2 separate regions of the Mus musculus genome follow, and region 2 is linked to region 1. A link is a loop called in an ENCODE intact Hi-C map of the cell type or tissue named here. Cell type or tissue: left cerebral cortex. All regions are shown on one strand. Region 1 overlaps Lrig1 (leucine-rich repeats and immunoglobulin-like domains 1). Region 2 overlaps Lrig1 (leucine-rich repeats and immunoglobulin-like domains 1).

What was found. Peaks named below come from ENCODE experiments on the same cell type or tissue, not always from the same donor. Only the 100,000 strongest peaks of a DNase experiment are listed, where the experiment ranks them.
Region 2: a loop joins it to region 1, with 2.0 times the contacts of the local background. A loop is called at or near these places in 13 of 42 quality-filtered maps.

Annotation. Positions count from the first base shown.
Region 1 is chr6:94,693,362-94,698,361 of GRCm38, reverse strand. All of the region lies in intron 1 of Lrig1 (leucine-rich repeats and immunoglobulin-like domains 1), which reads left to right. Among named protein-coding and RNA genes, the nearest start is that of Lrig1, 4.3 kb to the left of the region's middle. In left cerebral cortex, a CTCF peak has its summit at 2,668; no DNase peak of the experiment used is centred here; H3K4me3 peaks cover 531 bases.
Region 2 is chr6:94,642,174-94,647,173 of GRCm38, reverse strand. All of the region lies in intron 3 of Lrig1 (leucine-rich repeats and immunoglobulin-like domains 1), which reads left to right. Among named protein-coding and RNA genes, the nearest start is that of Mir7041, 38 kb to the right of the region's middle. In left cerebral cortex, a CTCF peak has its summit at 3,370 (motif pointing left); DNase peaks (open chromatin) are centred at 506, 2,355, 2,987, 4,872 and 1 more place; H3K27ac peaks cover 1,678 bases.

The DNA of each region.
Region 1 (5,000 bases):
TCAGTAATTAGCATCTCTAGAACTATTAGTACCTTCCAGAGAAAGGCCTAGCTTGAGTAGTCTGCGTCTCATTTGAGCTTTTGAATGTCTTTCCTAGGACACAGAAGTAGTACAGCAGTAGCTTCAGTCATGACATTTGCTGTTTTAAAAAGCGAAAATTGATGACACAGGCTTTAACTCACACCTGTGGCTTCATTGCAGAAAACTAGGGGCTGGGTATCTGACCGTCTTGAAGGAGAGAAGTTGATTCTTTTCTAACAAGAAGACTGTATTCTTAGAGTGAGGGGCTTGGGTCTTCACATTGGTCACTTGGGCAATCTGCTGTGGGAGTTCTGAAGCCAGCAAAGACCCTTCTGCTACTGTTGCTGCCTTGAGGATTTTTCTCTTCTTCAGTATCTGCTTCCTCTCTGGAATTCACTACTGAAAATGCCTGGTCTTAGAGTGGGGCTGAACAGTGGCTCTGTCAGTTACTGGGAGGTAGACACACTATTGCTCTCTGCTAAGATTTTTATCTATTAATAACTGAGGCAGTTTGGGGACATTTTGGGGTTTTTTTTGCATACTTAAGATGGAATATTATTATTATTATTAAATAATAGAACTATGTGGGTAGAGTCAGAGAATGTTCTCAAGTGTTCACTTGTTGGAAGACTTGCAAAGCCATGTGTCAGGGGTGTTCTGAGGAAGGCTCTCCGTTCCCAAGCCACACTTCCTGGAGAGGACAGAGTGCTCTTATTTGTACTTTCTTTTTGTCACAAGACCTACCTTGGCTTGCCCTTCCTTGGAGCAGAACTTGCTGGTCATTTTTAGGCTTTCAGTTGCCTACAAGTGACAATTCACACAGCATAAATACCTTTAAAATTGTAGTCTCTCTTACTCACACAATTTAGTGATCAGTAAATACCAGACTGAGTGTTCTGGGCTTCAGGAGATAGGCCTCTACTGAAGATGGTTTTAATGGATTAGTTTTAATATTCAAGCAGTTTGGTTTCTGGGTTAGTATGTGGCATGTGCGCGCACGCACGCACGCGCACACACACACACACACACACACACACACACACACACACACGGGCCTTTGAAGAATACTCACGAGTTTATTTTATTTCTGCTTAAAGTGAAATCAAGTGTGAATTGTCTCCTAACCTTCATGTTTCTCAACATATTTCCCCCCACTGGTATTGAGGGTTGCACCCAAGGGCTGCAGCACGCGAGGCTGGGCAAGCTCAGCTACTTCTGAACCGTATCTCCAATACCAGCACTTTCCTTTTAAACCATTGCTTTTACTTTTTGGCAGGATAGCAGTGGAGAAAGTCTCCGTATGTAATACAATAAAGTATCTTGTATTTTCACTGCATTTACACCTTTTAAGGTCATTGTGTCTAGAAAATGCTTTGAGCTAGTTTATAAGCCTATGAAGTAGATTTACTGCAGCCTGCTCAAACAGTTTCAGGCTGTGGGTTTGCGATAGCAGGAGACCTATGGCTTTATGGGACTCCTCCCCCTTTTGTAAACAGTACATCTACCTTTGGAGTTGCTCGTAGGCCAAGTGTAGAGAAGCTAAACGTTTTTAATAGTGAATAAAAGTTTAGTGTGAGTAGAAAAAGCAGGGTGATGCTGATGGAGGAGAACAGAACCCTTTCCAAGGCTGGGGATAACTTACTCTCTATGGCTATGTAGAGTGGTGTGGAGCATAGCTGAGTCGCCTGTCCTGTTGCATAGGAGAGATTGGCATGGTCCGACCAGAACACTCATAAACAGCGCCAAACACCTCCCAGAACCTTACAAGAGGCTGAACTTCTTAGAACTTAGGTGTTTGCTTTCCTTCAAACTATTTTTGAGAGCATGATTTCAGAAGCTCCTTAAAGAGCATTACAGATTTACTTTAGACTGTTTCTCACCTGTCTAAATTTGAACAGAGGGTTTAGTTACAAAATAGTGTTAGTGTTAACATTCTGAGAGTTAACTGATGGTTGGGAGTGGGAGGGAGGCGGGCTTAGGAGGGCAGTCCTTGGATCCTTGTTCAGTGGGGGAAGGGAACAGGGATTCAAAAGCAAGGGCCTTTAGGAAAGGACACCAAGTGTGGCCATCTCGAGTGCCAGTAGTGAGCACTTATTGTTTTGGCTTCTCTTGTATCATATACGTATTTGCAGTATCAGGTTGGCTGCCTCAAATCTAGCTTCGATGGTTTAAGCACATAAGTGTTGGTTTTGGCTACATTAGACAATATGCATTCTGTGCTTTCACTGTAGAGTTGGGACACAAGGACAACCCCTGTCTGTCAGATTCTCCAGCAGTGCTTCAAGGGCTTGGTGTGCAAAGTGTTGTGAGTTAAGGTTCTGGAAATGACCTTCTATCATTATTCAAATCAGATGACCAAATCCTTTTAGAATCCAAACTGCTGTGTGTGTACGCGTGCACATGTGCAGATGTGTACGTTTAAATGAAGTACCCAGCTGGTTGATAGTCAGTCCCTCCTCGCCCTTTCTTTTACATTGGTCTCATATCACTTTAAGAGTTCAGCAGACCTTGAGCTTGTGTCGATTTGGGATCAGAGGCTGTTTGAAGTAGAGACGGATTTATTTATTTTGTGGTGCTAGGGATCTGAACTCACTGCCTGGGACGTGCTAAACAACTGTGCTTTCCTGCGGAGGAGCTCCACCCCCAGCCCTACAGGCCTTGAGGGGATTTGCACCTTTCAAAGCTTTCTCTGCTCTGGGGCCATATTGAAGAGATCTGTAAGAATGGGATGGAACCCAAGGCTTTGCCTACTCTTAGGCAGGCATTCTGTTAACTGAGCCCTATCCTCACCACATTGTCCCCCTCCAGGGCACTATTTTAAGAATCCACACGCTCAACCCGTTCTATAATTACATATAGTTACTAGATTTCACAAACTTTGGACTTCTGAGTGGATTATAGGCAGTAGTTCTTGGCAAGATCTTGAGAAGGCTGGGGACAGACAGTGCAGTATGCTGTGTTAAGAGCTTCTTTCTGTCCCATGTCCCCATATGCCTGCTCTCTAGCCTCCTCCCTCTTTGGCTAATTATCTCTCCTGGGTTCCCTGGGCTGCTTCCCTGACCAGTTGGGTTGCCCTCTGGCTGACCTTTTCCACTGTCAGGCCCTATGCTCGCCATGAAAGAGTCTCTTCCCTTCTCTGCAGAAGTGTTTCTGTGGTGCAAAGCCTTGTCAGTAGAGCTAGAAATGCCCCAGAGCCTGCTAGAGGCTACTGAGACACCTGGCTCTAAAATATGCACCTGCCTGGAAGAGAGGTCTGTGAGATAGGAAGGCCAGATGGTGGCCGTTTGAAGTAGCCCATGGCTTTTTAGAAGTGAGAGGGAAATCTAGAAGAGGGATCCTTTGAATTGAAAGTTGCTGTAAGCAGTAAGAATGGTGGTGGTTTTGTTGATTTTGTCATCTTTCTCTTCCTTGTCCTCTTCTCCCTCTTCCTCCTCCTCTTTCTCTTCTCCCTCCTTCTCTCCCTTCTCTTTCCCCACATTTGTTTAAAACCTAAAGGGGATTCCTCTTTCCCTATAGTTGTAAGACTAGGTTTCCTGGTTATGTAAGCCTAACTTTCAACTAGTTTTGATGAGCTTGGTGACATTTACTCACTGGGGTCCTTCCCCCTCCTCAGCAATCCCCAGGGGGTCTTTATCAGGAGCAAACCGAACTTCAGGTTGTGTTGCTATCCAGAGTTGATTACAATGGATGTTCTTTCAAAGGTTAAAGCTTTGTCTGAGACAGGAGAGAGAAAGGGGTGGAGGGGAAATGTCCCAGGCAGAGGAAGAAAAATACACAGAAATCTCAATTGGTGTCTGGCCTGTGGGAGGTTTAGGGGTTGTACCAAACCAGTGGGGTCCATTAAGGGTGGACTTCATTACTTTATTTCTTGCTCTGTGCGGAAACCTTGACTGCTGCTGTTCCTAGTAACGTAGCAGTTTTGGTTCTATTTCCTTATAGACCTTGTTGAAGACCAGACGTTAAACTTTGTACAGTGGAAGTCACATTCATTTATTGACTTAGTCCACATATTTTATGTATGAATGAAAATTTCAGTTTTTCACCAGTTAAATTGCAAACTGCCAGTTTGTGTCCACACTCTCTTGGGTGGGCATTCTTTTTCTCATCCAAGAGCTTTTTGCTTTATGTTTGTGTGCTGTTATGTTTTGTGTAATCTAGTGCTTCCTTTGTAGGTTTAAAAATACTCATGTCCATTATTTTAAATTATGTGTACGCCTGAGTGTGTGTATGTGGCATATATACCCATGAATGCAGGTGTCCTTGGATGCCAAAGGTGTTGGATTCTTGGAGCTGGAGTTCTAGGCAGTTATGAGCTGCCTGGTCTAGATGCTAGGAACTGAATACAGGTCTTCCAACAGAGCAGAAAGTACACAAGTGCTCAGCTCTCTCTCGGGCCTTTATCATCTGTTCTTTTGACCCAAACATATTTTGCATAGACTTCTAAAACGCAGTTCCGCAAATCTGCTAATAAAAGTTGTTCTAAAAGTGGTTTCTTCCTTTCCCTGGGTCTTGTACTCTTTGATTTCCCCCTGCCTTGTTCTTTGTATCCTCTCTAAATGGGCACCCGGTCCTTATACCCTGGTGTCTGATGAGTGTGATGGATGGGAATGGCATGAATAGAACTTCCTTTATTTTTACTCTGCTATACATGTTGGTGCCATCCACCTTGCAGGGCGCACGGGGTGGGGGCACCGGGTGCCACCCGTCACCTCGGAGTGAGGGTGGAAAGCTTGAAAGTTCTTCTTAAGGTTTGTTTCTGGTATCTCCACTCTCCAGCCCTTTGTCCCCGTTTTTTTCAAGGGGATGATAGTATCCTATCTCATAAGGGCTGGGCGGACAGTTACATTGTGCATGTGTGCCCTGGCTTCCTCTGTGGAGTTCACCAGTTAAAGGTTAAGGTGGCAGTACCTCTGTCTTGCATCCGTTCTCATGATTAGTTCCTCCGAGTTGCATTTCCCAGGGACGAAAGAGTTTCCTAG
Region 2 (5,000 bases), 51 kb after region 1:
CAAGCTGGCTGCTCACTTTGTTCTGGAATCTGTGGTCTGGGAGCTTAGGAGGGTTAATACAACTTGATATGCCAAATCCTGAGCTGACATATCAAGTTGTATTAGGTGTGAGACCCCTCGGGGTGTGGGGCAAGATGCGGTCTGTCCAGGTAGTGTTTGCTTTGCAAGCATTCTGTCAGCCTCAGGTGAGCTCATTTGGTATCATTCTCATTAAAGATTGCAAATCCTTGGAAAGGCTTCCTGCCTCTGCACTTCAGGCTAGTCCTCCCCATCCTCTCACTCACATAGCTGCTGCTGCTTCTGGTGGTGGTGGTGGGGCGTTTATGGCTGTCTACTCCTAAGAGCACATCCAGGGACGTGATCCTGCTGCCAAGCCTCTGCAGAGCCCCAGCCCCCTTTGTGGTAATGCCAGCAGAGTTGCCCACAATGGGGACCTGCCCTTGAAGACATGACTCTAGGGCAGATTCCGGAGTACTCTCCTCACTTCCTGGATGTATTTCAAACCCAAACAGCTGAGGCAAAGGTGCCAATTTGTGGTTTCTCTTCCCAGCTTCTTAACTGGGTGCTGAGTGTGGGGAGGCTGCAGCACTGGCACCCTGGGCCCTGTCTCCAGTGCCAGCAGCCTCTGCACAGCTGCTTGGGACAGAGCCTTGGGGGATAAAAAGGTACTTTCCCTGGGAGAGCTGCCGGGGAGTCACTTCTGGACCACGTGGCTCTGGGGTGAAGGTGAATAGGATCTCCTTGCTTCCTACCATCTCCTGTAGCTTCAGGTTGCGGTGAGGTGGCTCTTGCTTTGTTGCTGTGCTCTGAGACTATTGCTTTCCTTTACCTGAAATCAGGAGGCCTGGAATTACATAGTCTGTCTGCCTGGAATTGATCTTACTTGCAGGAATTCCTTCTGAATGATCTCTTGTAAACCTGTTGGAGTTCAGAGACTGTGTGTGTGTGTGTGTGTGTGTGTGCGCGCGCGCGTGTGCGCATGCTCATTCTTGACTTTCTGTTATATTAGTTCCTTCATTGGAAGCTGTGGAGTATAGCTCTCTTACTCCACCAGGCCTTCTGGTAGCTGTGACTGTCCTGGCATTTTGTTCTTGTTACACGTTTTACTTTGGTACCTTAAAGTAAATTGTTGATTGACAAGTGGCTGTGAGAAATAGAAATTCTCTGAATAGCTTTAGCTCCATTTCCTCTGTGGTGCAATCTTGTAAAATTTCACAACCAGGACATTCATATCATATAGTCAAGTCCTAGAACGTATCCATCCCCACTAAAGGCCCTCCTCCTGCATGGCCACACCCACTGCCTTCCTTGTAACGTGTTCTGAAGAGGAAACGGACTGGACAGCACAGTCTGTTGGGATTGGTCCTTCTGTTGAGTGTGATTCCCTGGAGGTTGGTGGGGTTTGTGTGTTGATACTTTGTTCCTTTCTGCTACCAGGTTGGGTCTAATCTTTCACCACTGAAGGACACCTGTGGTCCTTCCAGGCTTTGATTGTTCTGAGAAAGACTGCTGTGACCAATCATCTTCAGCCTTATTGGCTACCTGTGGGCTGTTTTTATATTTTGCTGGTTTTGATACAGCCCAGGCTGGCTCTTGCACCCAAGACCCAAGTGCCCAACTATCTGTGAATCTTTTTGCTGAAATGTCAGACTTCTTGCTTATTTTCAAACTAGTATTTTACTTTACTTTTGGTATTTCAGTTCTGCAGGTCTTTACATATTCTAGATACTGGGCCTGTGTTGGATGTGTGGTTTGAATATGTTTTCCTCTAGTCTGAGGTCAAGTCCACCACCTTCTGGATTATGCTTTTAGGGTCAGGTCTAAGAATTTGCCTAGTGCTAAGCTAAAAGATTTTTTTTCTCTCTCTCTCTTTTTTTCCCCTCCATATGTTTTGCAGGCTTACCTTTGGCATTTAAGTGCACAATGGCTTGCTTTAAAAGCATGCAGTTCCAAGAAAAAAAGAGCACACGCGTGCTCTGGTGGGGCCTGCAGAGCAGACTGGACTGGGGTCTGGTATTCAGGGGTGCAGAACAGTGGCATTGACCGTGGTGTTGCTCTGGTCCTGTGGCAGTTGTGTCACCTATGGGGTGGATAAGGAGGGCATCATGAAAGGGCCTGCTCATGAGCCCATCCTTGAATCTCCAAGTGTACTTAATTCATATGCTGAAAGGCTTGGGAAATCGTGTGGTAAGAGAGAATCTAAATCTTATAATCAGTAGATCAAAAGTCTTCCAGATGAGGCAGGAAACAGGCCTGGTTTTATTTTTAAAGGCACAACATGGTATAACTCCCCAGAGGGAGAGGACTTTGTCTCAGAGGCTGCAGCCAAATGCTGAAACAGCTTCCTCCTCTGCCTGGAACTGCAGGGCTGTTTCAAAGCTGGCTTATGGATCTAGGGGAATGTTTCAGTGGCAGGCAGCCCGTTGGTGCCCCTGAAGAAATTTCTAAGACATCCCGGCTCCACCAGTTTCCTTTTTGTTATCTTCTTGTGCTTCTTCTGCACACAGGACATCATAGCTGGGAGTCTGAGAACACCTGGGCTTGCACCCTAGTTAGCTGGATAACTCCCAGCCAGGATGTAGCCTCTTCAGTGTGGACCTGGATGAGCCTTGACTGGTATGGTTGGGAGCAGAGGGTGGAAGGCTTCTCCTTGGACAATAGGTCTAATGCCCTAGAGCAACAATGTGTTTATAGCTTGTGCACTAAGGGCGTGGGACGTTCTTTGCAGGTGTGTGGGTCACTAGGGGTATATATACAATGTTTCCTAGTTTCATTTGCTTCCTTGGCATCTGTAAAGACAGGTCCTACTGCTGTTCTGATCACGTGGTTGCCCCTCACTGGGGATGCTTCTCTCTGAGGGGAGGTTCTGGGTTCTGTCCAGTGATGATCTCTTCCCCAGGGATCTGACTACTGCCCTCCTCCATCTTGAGGCTTTTCCACATCTCTGAGACTGTGGGTGGGATTTACATTCTGGTACAAAGTTATTTCCATCTGCAAAGTGGGAAGGCCAGCCTATCTGTGGACAAGCTCCAGTGGGTTTAATCCAGGTTCCAACTACAGTGGCTTTTTAAAGGGTCTACCACCTGGAGTAGGCTCACATGCTGTGAGACTATGTTAGGGTACAGGGTTCTATAGGAGACTCCAGACTGCAGTACCCGGAATTCTCATCTGTGCACAGTGCACACATAGCTAATTAATGAAGGCTATGCCCCATACATACTCTTTACCTAGGTATTTCCAGTTAAAGATTAGGACTCAGGAGGGCCAGAGTGATGGCTCAGTGGTTAAGAGTCCTGGTTGTTCTTCCAGAGGACTAATATTCAATTCCCAGCACCTACATGACTCCAGGCCCAGGAGCTCTGGTGTCCTCTTCTGTCCTTTGTAGGCACTGCACACTTGTGCACAGATATATATTCAGAAAAACAAAAACAAAACCACTTCTACAACATAAAAATAAATAAAATCTAAGAAAATAATTTTAAAAAAGATTAGGTCCTACAGCTCAGCATCTAATGCACATTTAACTGGTTTTTATTTTTATTTTTTAAATAAGCTTATTTACCAAATTGGAAAGCACAGTGGCAATTGTGCAAAATAGTAAGAGTGAAAATTTGATTGCTGTCAGACTCTGGTGAGAGCTCTGTCCTCCCTTTCTCCGTCTAGGACTTTTAGAGTGGTCCCCACACACACTGACAGCCCATGTATCCTGCCTCTGGCGTACCACATTGGATAGACGATGTCCTGGTAAACTTGACACCCAAGGATGACATGAAGGATGGCCATGACATGAAGGATGGCCATATGAAGGAGTCTGTGCTCTGCTTGGGAATGTGGAATGAGGTCACCCTGTTGTTGAGGTCACCCTGTTGTTTCTCATCCTAGTTACATCAGTTTTTCTGGTCCTGGATGGTGAGGTCAGTAGGAAGAGGGACCACAAGAGTTGGTGACAGAGCCCGTTGGTGTTTGGACTCCTGGTGTTCCCCTCACAAACCAGCATTTGTGTGGGGTCTCTTTCATGAAAACCCTTGCTGGGATAGAGCCCTTAGAGGAGAGAGACTATTCCTATGGTTACTTGGTCAGAGTACCTGGAGTATGTTGCTGGCCTTAAAAGGTCCTCTTCCCATCTTGTTTTGGTATCTGCCATCTCCTACCTTTTCTCCTTCTCCATCCTGGTAACAGGAAGAATAATCCACTTAGTGGACCGTTAGGGGCAAGGCACTGTGCAATAACACGGGTGCTGCCTGGCTTTGTCTGACTTGGTCGTTCAGAGACAACTGCCCGAAGGCTAGGAGAGCAGTTGCTCCTCATTGTTCTGTAGAGTTTTCTCTCCTACAGGCACGGGCCATGACCTTGACCACGTAAGACACTGGCCTTAGACTCCTTTACTCTAAGTCAGGAGAGGCCAGGCTGGTCTTGCTGCACCCTTCGCCCTTCGGTTGTGCCAGGGATGGGGGCTTCACAGCCTGGTAGTCTGCTAAAGTCTAGTGGAGGGGGATGCAGGGAAACATGGTGGATGTGCTAGGGCGTGTGAGGTAGCAGATGTACCTCATAGGTAGACTACGGTCGCTAGGGTCAGAAACAAGGAAAACAATCTTGGGGAAGAGAAAGCTGAAAGAGCATCTGAGGGCCACGGTGGTGGCCTTGACCAGGAATGAAAACATCTGTGGCTTTTCCCTGTAGGATGTCTGTATGTAGATGGAAATTCTAATGGTCTCATGGCTGATAGACAACACGCTTCCCTGCCCAGATATCAGGACAGATTCCCTTCCTGCAGGTATGGAAGGAAGTCCAAGCCTTTAGAAATCCCAGCCAGTACTGGGGATCCCAGCATGTGTCCCTGGGGATTAAAGGCAGATGTGGCTTTTAGAACACACTGGTCAGTGACATCTGATTGGAACCCTTCTGAGGGAGTGGGAAAGCATTGAGCTGGTGACATTAGGATGACTCAGACTGCTGTCATCCATCTCTCCAGTGAGTTTTAATTCAGGTTCCAGCTACAG